Linked DNA regions of Mus musculus: region 2 is linked to region 1. The links are chromatin loops, found by intact Hi-C in ENCODE. Cell type or tissue: gastrocnemius. All regions are shown on one strand. Links, peaks and the distances in the headings refer to the core of each region. The heading gives the core; the rest is flanking DNA.

Region 1 (8,616 bases), core at 1,858-5,857:
TGTGGGTCAACACAGTTTCTTATCTCCCATGACCGGAACACTGGCAGCCACGTTAGTTTCCCTTACTCGCTTGCCTCAAATGACAATAATGGTACAGAGTGTACTTGTGTTTAATGCTGTGTGTCACAGTGGAAGAGGCACTGTTATTCTCCTCTGGAAATTGAGGACCACATTAATAGCTGGTGCTGGGTCTCAATAGCTAGCATTCTGGCTTCTGAGTCTGCTTTAAAGTCTTATATAAACACCTCTCTTTGCAGGCCTTAATGTGTGTGCCCCTGCTTTGAAAGGACAAAGAACAAATAGGAGACCTGTCCTGATGCGTTCTGCCACCTAAGGCCCACACATTGAAAACTCCAACCAGCACAGCTCCTTTCTGTGGCAAACAGCATGACAGTAGGGAAAAAAATTGTTTTTTTTTTTTGTTTTTTTTTTTTTCTTGCTCTGAACAAAGTTGAACTTGAACTGAGAGCGGAAGAGCAAGAGGACCAAGTGAGGCTTGGCAGTGCCTTTGGGGACCTCAGAACTGGCTCTGGTGAGCAAACAGGCTTATCTCTCAGAAAACAGAGAACTTAATTCTGTTTGGACTGCGTCTGACTTTTACTTAAAACATCAGCCTGTAAACACGTGCAAAGCTTGGACTGAGGACTCAAATCATTTGAAGCGGTGGGCTGGGCCACTAACATGAACCAAGATACTCAACATCTTTATATATAGCACATCCACACTGGTCACCAGGCTACCTGAGCGCCCCCCACCCGGGCTACCCAGTTCATAGTTTGACAAATGGAACCTGTCCTACCAAGAGAAATTAATTTGTTCGGGTTATTTTGCTCAATAGCCTCGGGATACTGAGCCATTTTTATACTCTGGTGCTCAGGGGAGAGTCGTACAGGGAAACCTCAGTGGTTCAGAGGCAGAAAGAGTTATGGCGGCTGCAGGTGTGTGGCGTGGTACCCGCAAGCCAATAATTGAAGATGCTCATTGAGCATTTCCACTTTCCGGTTTCTAGAGCCGTGCATGTGACAGTGAGTGAGTGGTTAAGGTGGTTTTAAGACCCTACCACAGGGCTCGAGGTGACTTAAATGGGCCGAAGCTGGGACTTCTGGACCCAACGGGGACATGTGGTCAGAATGAAAGGTCATTAAAACCTCCCCAAGCTCCGGAGTCAGAATCTGGCCGAATGACTATGAAAAAGTCTCCCTGTGAATCCTCGGCCACTCCCATTCACAGAGCATTCGCCATAAGCACCGATCCCGCTCTTGCCGCCATTGCTATTCTCCTGTGCAAGTAAGTTAGTTACTTCTGTCTGAAAATGCAGATGGGGGCAGAACCAAGAAGGAGTGGGAACAGTGAAAGGGTAAGTCCTGCCCCCATGGGAAGCGGGAGGGATGGCATTATAGCACATGATTGCTGGAGAAACCCAGGGTCCAATTTGAGGAAACAGCTTTTTAAAAAATCTCCAATGAAGCCTGGCAGGGTGGTGCACGCCTTTAATTCCAGTGCTCAGGAGGTAGAGGCAGGTGGATCTCTGAATGTGAGGCCAGCCTGGTCTATAGAGCAAGTTCCAAGATAGTCAGGGATACACAGAGAAAACTTGTCTCAAAAACAAGACAAGAGAAAAACCAAAAACCTAAAATAGTAACAGTAACAACAACAACAACATCAACAATAAACTAGATCTAGCCTTGGGCACGGTTAAAGGGTACAGTGCTACCTCACACTGGCAGTCCCCAGCTCCCTGCCTGGATCTATGTTTCTCTGCAGAATGAGAAGAATGGTGATTTCTGAATGCTGTCATCTGAGTCAAATACTTCCTGTTTTGATTTCCCTGATAAAAACCTCCATAAACGGAGAACTCTCAGATTACCAAAGCGGGCCTCTGTGTGGAATTCCCAAGGAGCAGATCTGGAGGGGACAGTGAAGTGGAGTGCTTCCTCCAGCCTGCGAGCCTCTGGGGCAGCACCCAGTTTTTCCTACGAGGGCTCTGATTGTGAAGACCCACTCTCCCATTCACCTGTTAAACAAGGCCACACTTCAGTATGGAATAGAAAATACAATTCATAGAACTCTTCCTCCAGGATCGGGTAACTCTGCAACTTCACCCCCTCCCCCCATCATCTCTGTGTAAATGCTGGCAGGTGCTTTTAGATACCAGCCAGGCACTGCATGCCCCACAGTGATGAAAACTCCTTCAGAACAGATGAGTGGATTCCAGGAAGCGCATTACTGAGTTGAAAACAAGAACACCGTGGTTTCAATACAGGGCATTGTTTTGTGAAAGAGGAGGCCCCCCTTTTTACATTTATATTCTTATGGTGTGTGTGTGGGGGGGGGGGGTGGCACATTCATCATGCTTAGAGAATGAATTAACAGCCGGTAGGAGTTGCTTCTCCTCTTCTTCCCCGTGGGTTCTAGGGATCCAACTCAGGTTGTCAGACTTTGTGGCGTGCACCTTGCCCCACTGAGCCATCTCAGCCACTAAAAGTTTTTTGAAGCTCGCAATCAAGACTCACAAAGTTAAGTGAAGGGCTAATGTATGGAAAGAAAAAGACCCCACACGAGCCTTCCTGGCTGGGCAGTCAATGGCCAGCTGAATAATTGGGCTCAGAATTAATCAAATTATGTCAGAACACCATTCCCAGTTGTTTCAACAGGAAAGAAGAGAAAAGGGGGAAAAAAAGAAAGGAAGAAAGAGGGAAGGAAAAGACAAAGGACAGGACAAAAGAAGAAAGAGAGAGAAGGAAGCAATGTAAAGGAGGCAGAAAACTATAGCTCAAAATCCTTAAGGGAGTATAGACCAGAAGTGTAAAATTCAAAAAATATTTAGACTTTTTGCTCAGACCTCATACCGTGGTGTTTGCTGGGGCTGTCTTTCTTGCTTTACAGGTCTGTAATCTCCCTGAAGGACACAAGCACATACTGTAAGATATTTATGTAGGTTTTATTATTTGAAGTTGGACCCCATGGGGCGCTCCCAAGCTAACCAGCCTTCAGCCAGCATTCTATCTGGAAAATCTCATTGCAAATAGGTCATTTTAAATGCTTCAGATACCTTCACCTTTGAGAGACATTGAATGCTTTGCTAATCAGTTTTCACTGGTGAGACCCATAGCATGTTAATGAATGTTAGAGTGGTCTCCATCATGCTCCATAAATGGTAGTCAAGATCAGATACTTGCCAAAATGTCCTGCTGTTGTTGAGTCCACCCAGTGTGAAATATGTATAAGAACTCTCAGCCCTTTTGGTGGCTATTTGGATAATTTCTTCACTGCTTTAAGTAGTACCCACGAACCTGCCTCTGAAATGTGGTTTCAATATGGAGAGCAAAAGATGCAAAGCGGCTGGTTTAGCAGCTGAAAAAGCAGAGAGCAAGGACTTCCCAAAGCGTGCAAGACAACTTGTAGAAACCACATAATTTCTGCTAATCTGCATGTCACAGAAGAGTGGATGGAGACTTGGTTTTAGGTCGTGGGGGAACAGCTTGCCTACTCTATCCAGTTTGAGAGTGACATCCACTGCTTATCAAAAAGAGCCCAAGAGCAGTTCTCCTGGGTGATGTGTATGGTTCTGACAGAGACATGGGTCCTATTATGATTGTCACTTAATGCTGACAGACCAGGTCTGTCTGCACAGCTGGAGTTAGTTGTCCTGGTACACAGAATGAAGATGGAGAATGCTGTTTGACTCTAAAGCCTTGTTCTCCTGCCATGCCAAAACAAGTTTCCTGTTGGCAGGAAAATTTGAAAATATATGAGTGTATAAAAGAGCTTAATGTTATCATTCTAAGAAACCACAGGAGGCTTTGCCACATCCCTTCCAAACGTATTCATATGCTTATTTAGATGAGATCATACAGTTGTGTGGTAGGTCTTGCCGACTTATCACTGATAGGAATGTCTTCAGCATCAGTAGCATTGCTTTTAAGGACCTGCTAGCCTGCCTACGGCTATCCTGAACCATCGATTGTTGGACATTTAACTTCCTTCTGATTCTTGGCTACTGTGAATAATAACCGTACAGCCAACTCTGAGAGTACTCTCTTGTTTACTTTTCTTATTTCATCAGGGCAGATTTCTGGAAAGGAAATTACTGGATCAAAGGTCAAGATCAATTTAATGGATGTGGGGAGGCCTAAAATAGACCGTAGTATGCTCTGCCTTTATAAATAACAAAGATGAGTGTTACTTTCCAAGACTGATATTTAAAGTCAACCTAAATTAAAACAATGAACATTTTGACCAAGAGCAGACAGACCAGCAGATTTACTTATTTCTATCCAGTAGGGGGCAGCACACATACCAAAAGAGAGTCTCCTTTCCTGTTAAACCCTCTTTGTAGGGTTTTTTTGGTTTTTGTTTGTTTGGTTGGTTGGTTGGGTTTTTTGGTTTTTGTTTTATCAAATCTACGTTGTTAAAATTTAGCAATAACATGGTCAACTGGCAGTGGCCAGAAAGGAAAACCCAGTTTGCAAAGATCTTTAGCTTTCAGGAATGTTCTGGAATGTTTGTTTCCAGATGGCAAAGTACTGGAGATAAAAGGGTCTTTCCCTGTGGGCTTGCACAGGAGGCTAGAAAATCAGGTCATGGGGAGAAGAGCAGCGGGAAGGAGGGCTGGTGGGGCCCGTGCTGTTGATCTTTGCCCAGTAAGAGGTGGGCTGATAGCTCAGAAATGAGTTTATCTTCCCAAACAGGATGACAGGAGGAAGAGGGGAGCACGTGACTGCCAGCCCACGGAAGACCTTTGGAATGACAGACACAAGGTCAGCAGCAGGAGGAGGGAAGTGTTAATGAATCACAGAGAATGCACTGTGTCTTCCCACAAGAGCCCAGGGAAGCTTGCTAAGGAGGGGCAGTGTGGGCACCAAGCCTGATTGATAACCTGGAGATGGTAAGCCACTGGTAGCCTTCTGTGCGCAGCTGGGTTTAACCAGCATTCCTAGGGAAACGCAGATGTATTTCCTCCAGTGGGGGTGAGCTATGGCTTTGGACTCTGACCCACAGGAATAAGTTTCTGTGAAAATTCCTTTCCTAACTCTTTCTGCTCTGTTCCAAGAGATCTCTTACCCTGCTAGTGGTAGTATGCCTGGATATGGTTGGCACTTGGGAGTGTTTGGATGGTTTCTTAGAAGACATGAATGGATCACCTAACAAGGCATGCCCAACAAAAGCTCAACCCACAGGAGATGTCCAGGAAGCATCACGTGACTATGAGAACACAGGCATTACTCAGAGGCATACTTTGTTTCCTCAAAGTCTAATTCCTCACAGCCTTCCAACCAGGGTTGACTCAGACTGCTGCTTCAAGAAGTTTATGGTGGGAGTTTCATGTGTTCGGTGAGGCTATATCTCTCTTGAGAGCCCCTTGGATTCCCTTACATATCCTGTTTCTCTAGATGAATGCTTATCACTGAATTGTTTGCAAGGGCCGAAGCCAGAAAACACTGGTGGTCACTGGTGCTGAAACCAGAGAATTAGGAATATTCTCTTGTGTTGTGAAATGATAGGTGGATGGCTTCAACATCATTCTACTAGTATTCCATTTATTCATTTATGTGTGTGTGTGTGTGTGTGTGTGTGTGTGTGTGTGTGTGTGTAAAGGTTAGAGGACATCTTGCAGGGGTTGGTTCTCTCAAGCCACCCTGTGAGTCCCTGGGGGTCATCGGGCTTGGCCACAGTTACTGTTTCCCACCTGAGGGTGAGGGCTGGGGAAGTAGTTAGTTTTTAAAAAGAAGATGAGAGCTAAGCTAAACAGAGCAATACATTCCTGTAATTACAGCACTCGGATGGCTAAGGCAGGAGGATACCAGAGTTTAGCACCCACCTGGTTTACATGCACAGCAACACTATCTCTTGAACAAAAATAATAAAGAAAGAAAGAGAAAGGGAGAAGAAGGGGATGAAGGGAAGGGATAGAGACAAAAGAAGAAAATCAGGCCTATACTTAGTGACTAAAAGGCTGTCCGTCATGGTGTTTTCTTAGATGAAAACCTGAGTTGGGAGAGCAAGGAAGGCTCAGGTCAGGAAGAGACAAGCACTTTCTGCAAATGGCTGACTCATAACTATTTTAGGCTTTGTATGACACATGGCCCATGTCACAATGCTCGTCTCTAGTAGAAAGGCAGCTATTGCCAGTATACAGGAAAATAGATGTGGCTGTGGTCCAATAAAGCTTTATTGATAAAAGCAGTTAGTAGGTCAGATTCAGCCCACAGTCTGTGTATGGTTTGCTTGCACTTGGCACAGCTTTGAAAGACCTGTGTGTATTGTCTATGTATTTAGGAAAGGCTTCAAAAGACCTGTGTGTCTTGTCTCTGTGTTTAGGGAAGGGTTCAAGTTGTTCATGCCAACTACTTTGTGGGGAAATGGGGCTGGGAGTGGGGGACAGGGATGATTATTCTCTTTTTGAATCCCTGCGCTCTTTGATGGGAAATGGGACCTATACAGTGCTTTTGTAAACTCTTCTTTGAATTCCTAAAATGATGTAATTGAGCATTTGGGGTTGCCAGCTGTAGAGAAATTCCTTTGCCGGTGGGATGGGAAAGTGTGGAATGGGTTTAAGGAGGTTTTGTTCACCACAAACTCCAGAGAGCCTAGCCACTGCGACAATCCTGACCCAGTTTCAAAAGATGGTAATTGTGGTGACTTAAATGAGAAATGTGCCCCATAGGCTTTAGTATTGGAAACCTTCTCCTCAGATGCTGGCACTGGGGAGGTTTCAGTCAGAGGAAGTATGCCCCTGGGGACTGGCTGTGTCCCTGCTCCCAGGTGGCTCTCTACTTTGTGCTTATGGTAGAACACTCCCAGCACCTTGTCTGTTGCTTGGTATTATGTTTCCACACTCCTCCTCCCCCATGGTGATCCTCATCCCCCTAGAACTGTAAGTCAAAACAAACCCTTTCTTCTATAAGTGGCTTTGGGTCATGGCACTTTATCACACAGCAATACAGTAAGACAAGCGTGAGTGACTTTCAGATCACCGGTGAGGGACATCCCCACTGATTGATTACCTCCTATCAAACCACACCTAGGTCTCTTATTCGAGCTTCCTGGAGTGTGAGGCAAACATGGACAGCCGAGATGATTTCCTAAGACAGAGACTCTGAAGGTGAAGGGATGTCTGGACAGGAGGAGTGATCCTTGCTTAGCCTGGAGAAGTGAGGACGGCTGCTCTCCTAACCCCGGTGCTATAGAGCAGAAAGCAGGCACATTCCAGCTTCAGGATACATCTCAAGTCCTGCCATCCATCTGTCTTATTAAGGAGCCACCAAGCCATGACAGGAAGGGTGAGGTCATGCATATACCCCTTTCCTAAAATATTATAGAAAGCCGTTCTCTGCAGGGCCAGGGATTGAGGAGGAAAAAGTCCCACCACGGCTCAGAGTCTTTGCTTTGTGGTACATAAGACTAAATTTGAAACGCTGAAGAAAGTTTATGACTCCCTCTATTCATTCCATTCTCCTTTCATCATATTATGGTGAGGAAGAGGAGGAGGAAGAGGAAGAGGAAGAGAATGGCGATGATGGTGATCGTGACGATGTTGATGGTGGTGGTGATGATGATAACATTGGCTGGAGAGGTAGCCCAGTGGTAGAGGTCCTACTTAGTGTCCTGGAGGAGCAAGGTTGGATCCTAAACTCAAAAGCATACAAATAAGAATAAGCATCTCTTAGGTCGCTGTGAGAATCATATGAGTCGGTTCTTCCCATGGTACCTGCCACGATAAATAAATGTCTTGTCAACGTTGGCCCTGGTTGGCATGGCTCTTACTGGGGTTAGAGCCATTACATTTCTTTTTCCCCCTTTCCACTTAACCTGTGTTGGGCAGGTCTCTCACAACGCTTTGCCCTGTGGGTTTGGCTATAACCAAAGTGATGACTTGACTTTCCCTAGGCTCAGCTCTTCTCTAGTCCCCTGCTTCTGATGGCTCAGGCGATACACGGCGCTCTCTGTTTACTGTCAGGTAAAGAGCAGACTATGATTATGTATGGTGTAAGACACAGAGCCTGGAGTTCTCGGCCTCACCTGTCTGCAGCTGTAAACCTTCCCCCTCTCCAGCCACCTCGGATCCCCACCTCTTCCGTCCACCTGGAAGTCTTCTCTTCAAACTTCCAGACACTTCTATCCACCTTGTGCATTGGCGGGTGCAAAGCAATTTGCACCCTAAATGGTTGTATTTGTGTTCATCATGGCTCCAGCTGCAAGTACTGTCTTAGTGTAAGACTCTGAACGAGCTTTAACTTACCGGAGACCCCCTGAGTAAACAACATGGAGCTGGGGATCAATGTAAAAGCAAGAGGAATTTTAATGTCCCAGCATGCTGGGGTCACCCTGCACATGAAGGAGAGAGAGAACAAAACCACGCAGCCTACTTGGCGAGTTTTTACAGTTTTCAGAGCAGCAGCCATTAGACACAATGTGATTGGCAGAGCAGTGTGACCTTTAAACTGATTGGTCTTTAGGGAATGAGGTGGCAAGGACTTCCCTTGTCTGTAGGTGGCTGATGGTAGGTCCCCCCCCCCCCCGTGTCCCCCCCACCCCACCCCATGGTCTGAGGAATGTAATTAGCCCCTCCCTTCTGGAGGGGAGGGGCGCCTATGTGCTCTTATGACCTTTCTC
Region 2 (5,955 bases), core at 1,956-5,955, 130 kb after region 1:
TGAGCAATTTAAAACATCAAAGACACAGAGGACCCACAGAGAAATAACTAGCTTAGTCCTTTTTGAGTGACTTCAACGCTTGTGACCGAGAGTGTCCCAAGTTCAGGTTGATCACATCTGGTTTCATTTTTCTGGATTCTGGGAATTGGGAAGCATCCATCCATTTCCCAGACAATCACATCAACTTTGAAACAAATGACAGTTACCCTGAGAATGCCGACATTTAAAGAGTATTTCAACAGACAATCAAACGACGCTTGACCGTGCCCTGTTCACTCCCTCAAGGCAGCCAGCAAACTAATCACCAAACACCCCATAAAAAACTGTAACAATGGCGAGAATTTGAGTCAAGTCAAGAAAAGATGTGTGTTAACGACAGAAAAAGAGAGAAAAGCACTTCAAAGTCTTAAGTAAGAATCACCTCGATAGTTAAAGTTAAAACGTTTTCCAGTCACATGCGAAAGAAGGAAACTCCAGGTAAAGCAGAAACAAGCAACCTCTCCTTAAGGAGAAGATATTCTAATTGTGCACATAATTTACATTGGTCAGACTTTGTTTGATATTGGTACAAATTCAACTTTATACTGGTCACAAAATTTACTTGTTGGAGATCATCCAACACCTGTCAGTTGATCTTCCGAGGGTGAGAGGACACCTTTTGTACTTTAATGCACTTTTCTCCTCTTCATTCTCCAGAAGAAAGCAGAATGGCTAGAGATGGTAACAGCCAAAGGACTGTAACCAACTTCCAAACTAGAACTGCCGTCTGGCCTGATTTCTAAGAGGGAAATATATGACTTGGGGAAAAATCTTCAATAGTAAGGTAGGCATTTTTCTAAGAAGAAACAACTTTAAATTCAGCAGTGTTCTAGATTGGTAAGGAAAGATGGCCAATGCACTCTGGACTATACGGATTCTTATAGGCCCATTGGTACAAAGAGAATGTTCAGAAAGTGGTGAAGTAAAGAAAGCGGCTTTCTAGGCTAAGACTTGATCCTGAGTTGACCTTACTAAGTGTTGACCTTGAATGTCAGCTTGATTAGTTTTACTCTGCATTCGTGGCAATTGAGTAACATAAAGTAACTGGTTGGCTTATTACAAACACCAAATGCTGCAAGTTCTAAAACTACCTGAGGTGTATTCTAGCGGATGGACATTACACTGCAGTGAACCATCCGTGTTAGCAGTTAGGGGCAGTCACACCTCTACGGGGAAAGCCTTTTAGTGAGTATTGTGGCTCAGCACTGGGCTTCTCAATGCGGATACTAGAAACACCTAGTCCAACTTGCCCTATAGGGAGGACAATTTAAAGCTGGGAACAGTTTAACTTATGCAAAAAAACTTTAAAAGATGTTAGAGTTTTTTTTAAAAAAAGTCAAAACCACGGCAGGAAACGACTGCTCTTCCTAATACAGATATTTTAAAAAGAGAAATCTGATGAGGAAGTTCTTAAATGTCATTTCCTTTTTCAAAAAACGGAGAGGGGGTTGGGGAGTTCATATTTTTGTGGTGACATATAACATAAAAAAATTAAGAAAGGCATATAGAAAATAAGTCTTCAAATAGTTGAGTAATCTTCTTCAGGCAATTTCTAAATAAATATAGACACAGCTACTGCTTGCTTTAAAGAAACAACAAACAAGCCCACATTTATTACTCCACTGGGAAACAACTACAGTATAAGACCATGCAGTGCTCCTTAGGCAGAAGTTGCTACAAGCAGCTCAGGGCTGCTGGAGGCACAGCTAAGGGACACACATTTCCTGGATCCAACAGAAGAGACCTGTGATGAGCTTGTGATAATGGTAGGGGACAAGGTCTTCCCCTCACCTTTATAGGGGAAGGATGGAAGCAGGGGAAAATGAAGAGGTCAAAGTGGCCCTGGCTGGCTACAGCTGAGAAACAGACTCCTTGGTGGAGGCTCTGAGCGTTCTCTGGGAACAGGGCAGGTCAGAGCACTGCTCGGGTCTCTGATTCAGCTGAAGGCACGGATGCCTTTCTTACCACCAGAACACATAGCTGATCTTGTGTAAACAGCAGGAGAGGATCCCCTCTGCTTCCTTACAAAGGCTCTAACTAGTCGTAGGGCTCCCTGAGAACTAGACTCCAAAGTACTGTATATGTACAGGACATTAACAAATACACAGCAGCACGACAGTCACCTCTCCACATTAGGGTCACAGATCAGAACCTCTACTGAGCTGGACAAAGCCACCACTCAAGCTGAGTGTCCACACAACCGTGATAGCCAACCTTGGTTTAGGCATCTCTCAGGTACCTACAATTTCCCAAGTTCCAATAAATTCTGTTTTGAGGAAATCAATTTATTTATTTATTTGTTTGTTTAATTTTATGTGCACTGGTGTTTTGCCTGCATGAGTGTCTGTATGAGGGTGTCAGATGCCCTGGAACTGGAGTTACAGACTGGGGATCCTCTGGAAGAGCAGCCAAGGCTCTTAACCACTGAGCCAATTCTCCAACCCCTTGAGAAAAATCAATTTTATTTCAATTAACCTTATAAGCTAAATCAAAAGCTAGTTAAGAGGGGCTGAAGTTTCCTGGCTGTAAGAGTTGCTGTCATCATCCACGAGATGCCATTTAATGGCTAGTGAGCTAAATCACTCGTTTGGGCTGGTGATTTTGTGTTTGCAAGCAACAGAAGATATGCAACCGGCTGTGGAAACCAAGCTGCACGGGACAGACAAGAAAGGTTCCATGGCAGTAACACTCAGCAGTTGGCAAGCACATGACCGCGGTCTTACAGACTGGGAAGAGGCCGCCTGGAGCATATTTCAAAACAGGAAAGTAGTGGGGGATGCTTGGTGTTCAGTGGACAATACATTCACACTAAGTAAGGGTTAAACCAGTCCCTGGATCCTTAGTGAACTATAGAGGAGGGAGTACTTGAGAACTTAAGCCTTCCAGGGATCATGGTTCAAAGCCTCTGAAATTCACAGGAGTCAACTAAATGAGAACTCAACACCAGAGCGGTAACTTCTCTACTGGCACCAGCACAGGCAGTGGTGATTTTCATGTTTAATATAGTAATCAGTGTCCTAAAAACCCCTCAAGTTTTTAAGGCACCGGTCTTATTAAACGATTGAGCTGCAGCACGCTAAGTCTGGCCTTTTTTACAGTAAAGTACACGGACAAAATAGCCCATGGAAGCACAGTGAAGGGGTACCCTGACAGACAGATGAGCCACAGGCCCTTCAAATGTTGACGTTTTGAAGATACAGGGGACATGTAGGTTCCCATGGGAACTGCCTCAGGTATTTGTTAACAGTAAGAAGTGGCTCGTGACCTCACTGATGACATCTGCTGCTAGGCCTTACACCTCTCCCACTGCTTGTTTGAACATTGTTTACTGGGGCCAGGCATGGAAGGCACGGTTTTCCCATATGGTTCCTAGTTTTTGAACACAAGTACATGGACGCTACACCCCCGCATCAGTACTTCGTGGCTGGAAACCCTCCTTCCGAAGGCCACCCATGTCAAAGCGGGTAGAGACTTCACAGCGCACTAGTAATGTATCATCCTTAATGAAGGTTCCCTGTCTTAAGGCTTCCAGGTGCATAAATGTTACATAGCCAAAACCTTTGGGGTTCCGTGGGATTGTGGGTCGCTGAAAGGCAAGCAGTTCTGGTTTGGCGTCCATGACCTCTTCGTGGTTTTGCCTTATAAGTGCTTCAGACTGGTCGAGAATTGTAAGGCGTATTGTACCCTGGAAGGGCCAGGGGAGGTGGCTGTCATATTCTCCTTGCATTGTGTGGACAAAAAGGGATATATAGTTTGCACAGCGCTGAGCTGTCGGTAACTGAAGATGCAGGCGCATGCACAGCTTGTACCCAGGTCTGCCTGTGTAGAATCCAGGGCTATGGATGACAACAGGTCTTTCCTCTTCTTGGGATTTCAAGTGCATCCCAAAGTTGCCAATCTTCCAAATGTAGATCCCGTTACACTGCTGTGCTTCCATTTCGGCAACCTTGTCCTCCAGGGTCCGAATGGTCCGTTTGAGCTCGCCCACGTACATACTCTGAGTTTCCATTTTGGCAGTCAGCTCCCGGATCTGATGGTCCTGTCTTACTAGGCGACTCTCCAACTGTTTGATAGTTTCCTCATAATTTGGGTCCTCTGGACGACATCCCCGGGATGGAGAGGCGGCATCGCACGGACGCAAAGCAAGGTTAACATTATGAACAGCCTGGGCCAACAGTCTCATGTGCAACTGGGTATTCTCTTGCAAGTGTCGTGCCAAGTGATTCCTCTGCATCTGAAATGAAGCACAAGCCGTAAGCTAGGGATGTCACCGAGGACGAGGAAAAGGACCAGGCCAGTCAGCAAGAGGTCGGAAAAGGAGCACCACAATTTCCCTCAAATCGTTCCCACTTCTCTGTTGTCTCCTGATCCAATGAAATACTCCTCTTATTTCATTGTGCCAACTGATGAACACTTTGAGCTGTCACTCTGATGACTTCCTCCTGCCTGTCAAAGCAGCATCTACACCCCTCTTTCTTTGCTGACTCAGACAACAAACACCCAGGTCTCTTTTCGGCAAGCTCCTTCTTCCTCTAATGTTTCCCTCCTCAGATTACAGTGGATAGAATCTTTGCATTACACAAACAAGGCAAACCTCTACGGGTCATGCTTCCCTTAGCCAATATCATTTTCTTCACTTTCGTTTGAACCACCCAAGCCTGCCTGTTAAGTCTTCAGCTTGCACTTATTGTGCTGATTTCTTGCTAACTGCCATAGCCACAGTATTCTAAGATCACCAAGTCCCAAATGCTCTAGATAATCATAATTATATTACAGAAACAGAAAATACAGGTGAGTAAAAAGAAAACAGGCTACCTACTCTCTGTCTTTACTAATATTTTGATACACGTCACGTTTTCCCCCTATGTACACAATACAGAATTTCCTTGTAACATTTAAATATGAGTTACCATTCTATTTTAGTTTTTAAACTGTGAGGTATGTATTAAAAGGAGAGTGGAGAAGCAAACATGTAATTGCAACCCCAGAGAGAAAGAGACCAACACACATGGAGCTTTCGGACACTTCACAGGGTGACCCTCTTTTGAAGCTACCCTGGGGACAGGGGTGGGGCTTCCCGTTCATTGCATCACTTGTTCTGAATACTGTTTGCTTCTCTTTCCTATAACGCCCACCCTGTAAATACCACTTTGCCCTCTCTGACTCTCCTGAAGCAGTGTTCTAAGCCACACGTGGGCCATCCCCACTCGAATGTGCCAGCACTGAGGAGACTCAATTCCACTGAAACACCGTCTCTTTCTTTGTCAGCGTCCACCTGTGTTCCCTGCTTTTATTGAAGTCTTTCCCTCTGAGCCAGTGACTAAGGCTCCAGTCATTCTGGATGTCTCGCCTTTTCTCTGCCTATCTTTATCTACTTAGTTCCTATTACACTTCCCTGTTAATATGTCTGGGCTCCTACATCTCTCTCCCCTCACTTTCATGCTGCCCTTATTTTGGGGGCTGTTAGTGAAACTCAGATATTCCCTTTCCTTATTCTACTTCACTCTTCCATGTTATTGTTGGACTGAATAACAAAAAAAAAAAAAAAAGAAAGAAAAAAAAACCAAAAAAAACAAACAAAAAAAAAACAAACTAAAAACCAAACCAAAACAAAAAGAAAACTGCAGAACAGCAACAACAACAAAAAATACTTTAATAAATCACCATATTCATTCTCCCTTGTCTTTTTTAAAAAAGATTTATTTGTTTGTTTTATTTATATGAGTACACTGTCACTGTCTTTATACACACCAGAAGCGAGCAATCAGATCTTGATACATATGGTTGTGAGCCACCATGTGGACCTCTGGAAGAGCAGTCAGTGCTCATAACTGCTAAGCCATCTCTCCAGCCCTTTCCCTTGTCTTCTTGGATTTTTTTTTTTTGGTAAAATTTTATTTTTATTTTAAACTATCG

The links. Peaks named below come from ENCODE experiments on the same cell type or tissue, not always from the same donor. Only the 100,000 strongest peaks of a DNase experiment are listed, where the experiment ranks them.
Region 2: a loop joins it to region 1, with 4 times the contacts of the local background. A loop is called at or near these places in 20 of 42 quality-filtered maps.

The regions. Positions count from the first base shown.
Region 1 is chr2:101,823,946-101,832,561 of GRCm38, reverse strand. It overlaps a transcript of Prr5l not described here. Among named protein-coding and RNA genes, the nearest start is that of Prr5l, 31 kb to the right of the region's middle. In gastrocnemius, for the core only: a CTCF peak has its summit at 4,273 (motif pointing right); no DNase peak of the experiment used is centred there; H3K27ac peaks cover 537 bases.
Region 2 is chr2:101,694,981-101,700,935 of GRCm38, reverse strand. Traf6 (TNF receptor-associated factor 6) reads right to left here. Exons shown (of 7, transcript NM_001303273.1): 7 at 1-4,273. The coding sequence ends at 3,437. Among named protein-coding and RNA genes, the nearest start is that of Traf6, 20 kb to the right of the region's middle. In gastrocnemius, for the core only: no CTCF peak of the experiment used is centred there; no DNase peak of the experiment used is centred there.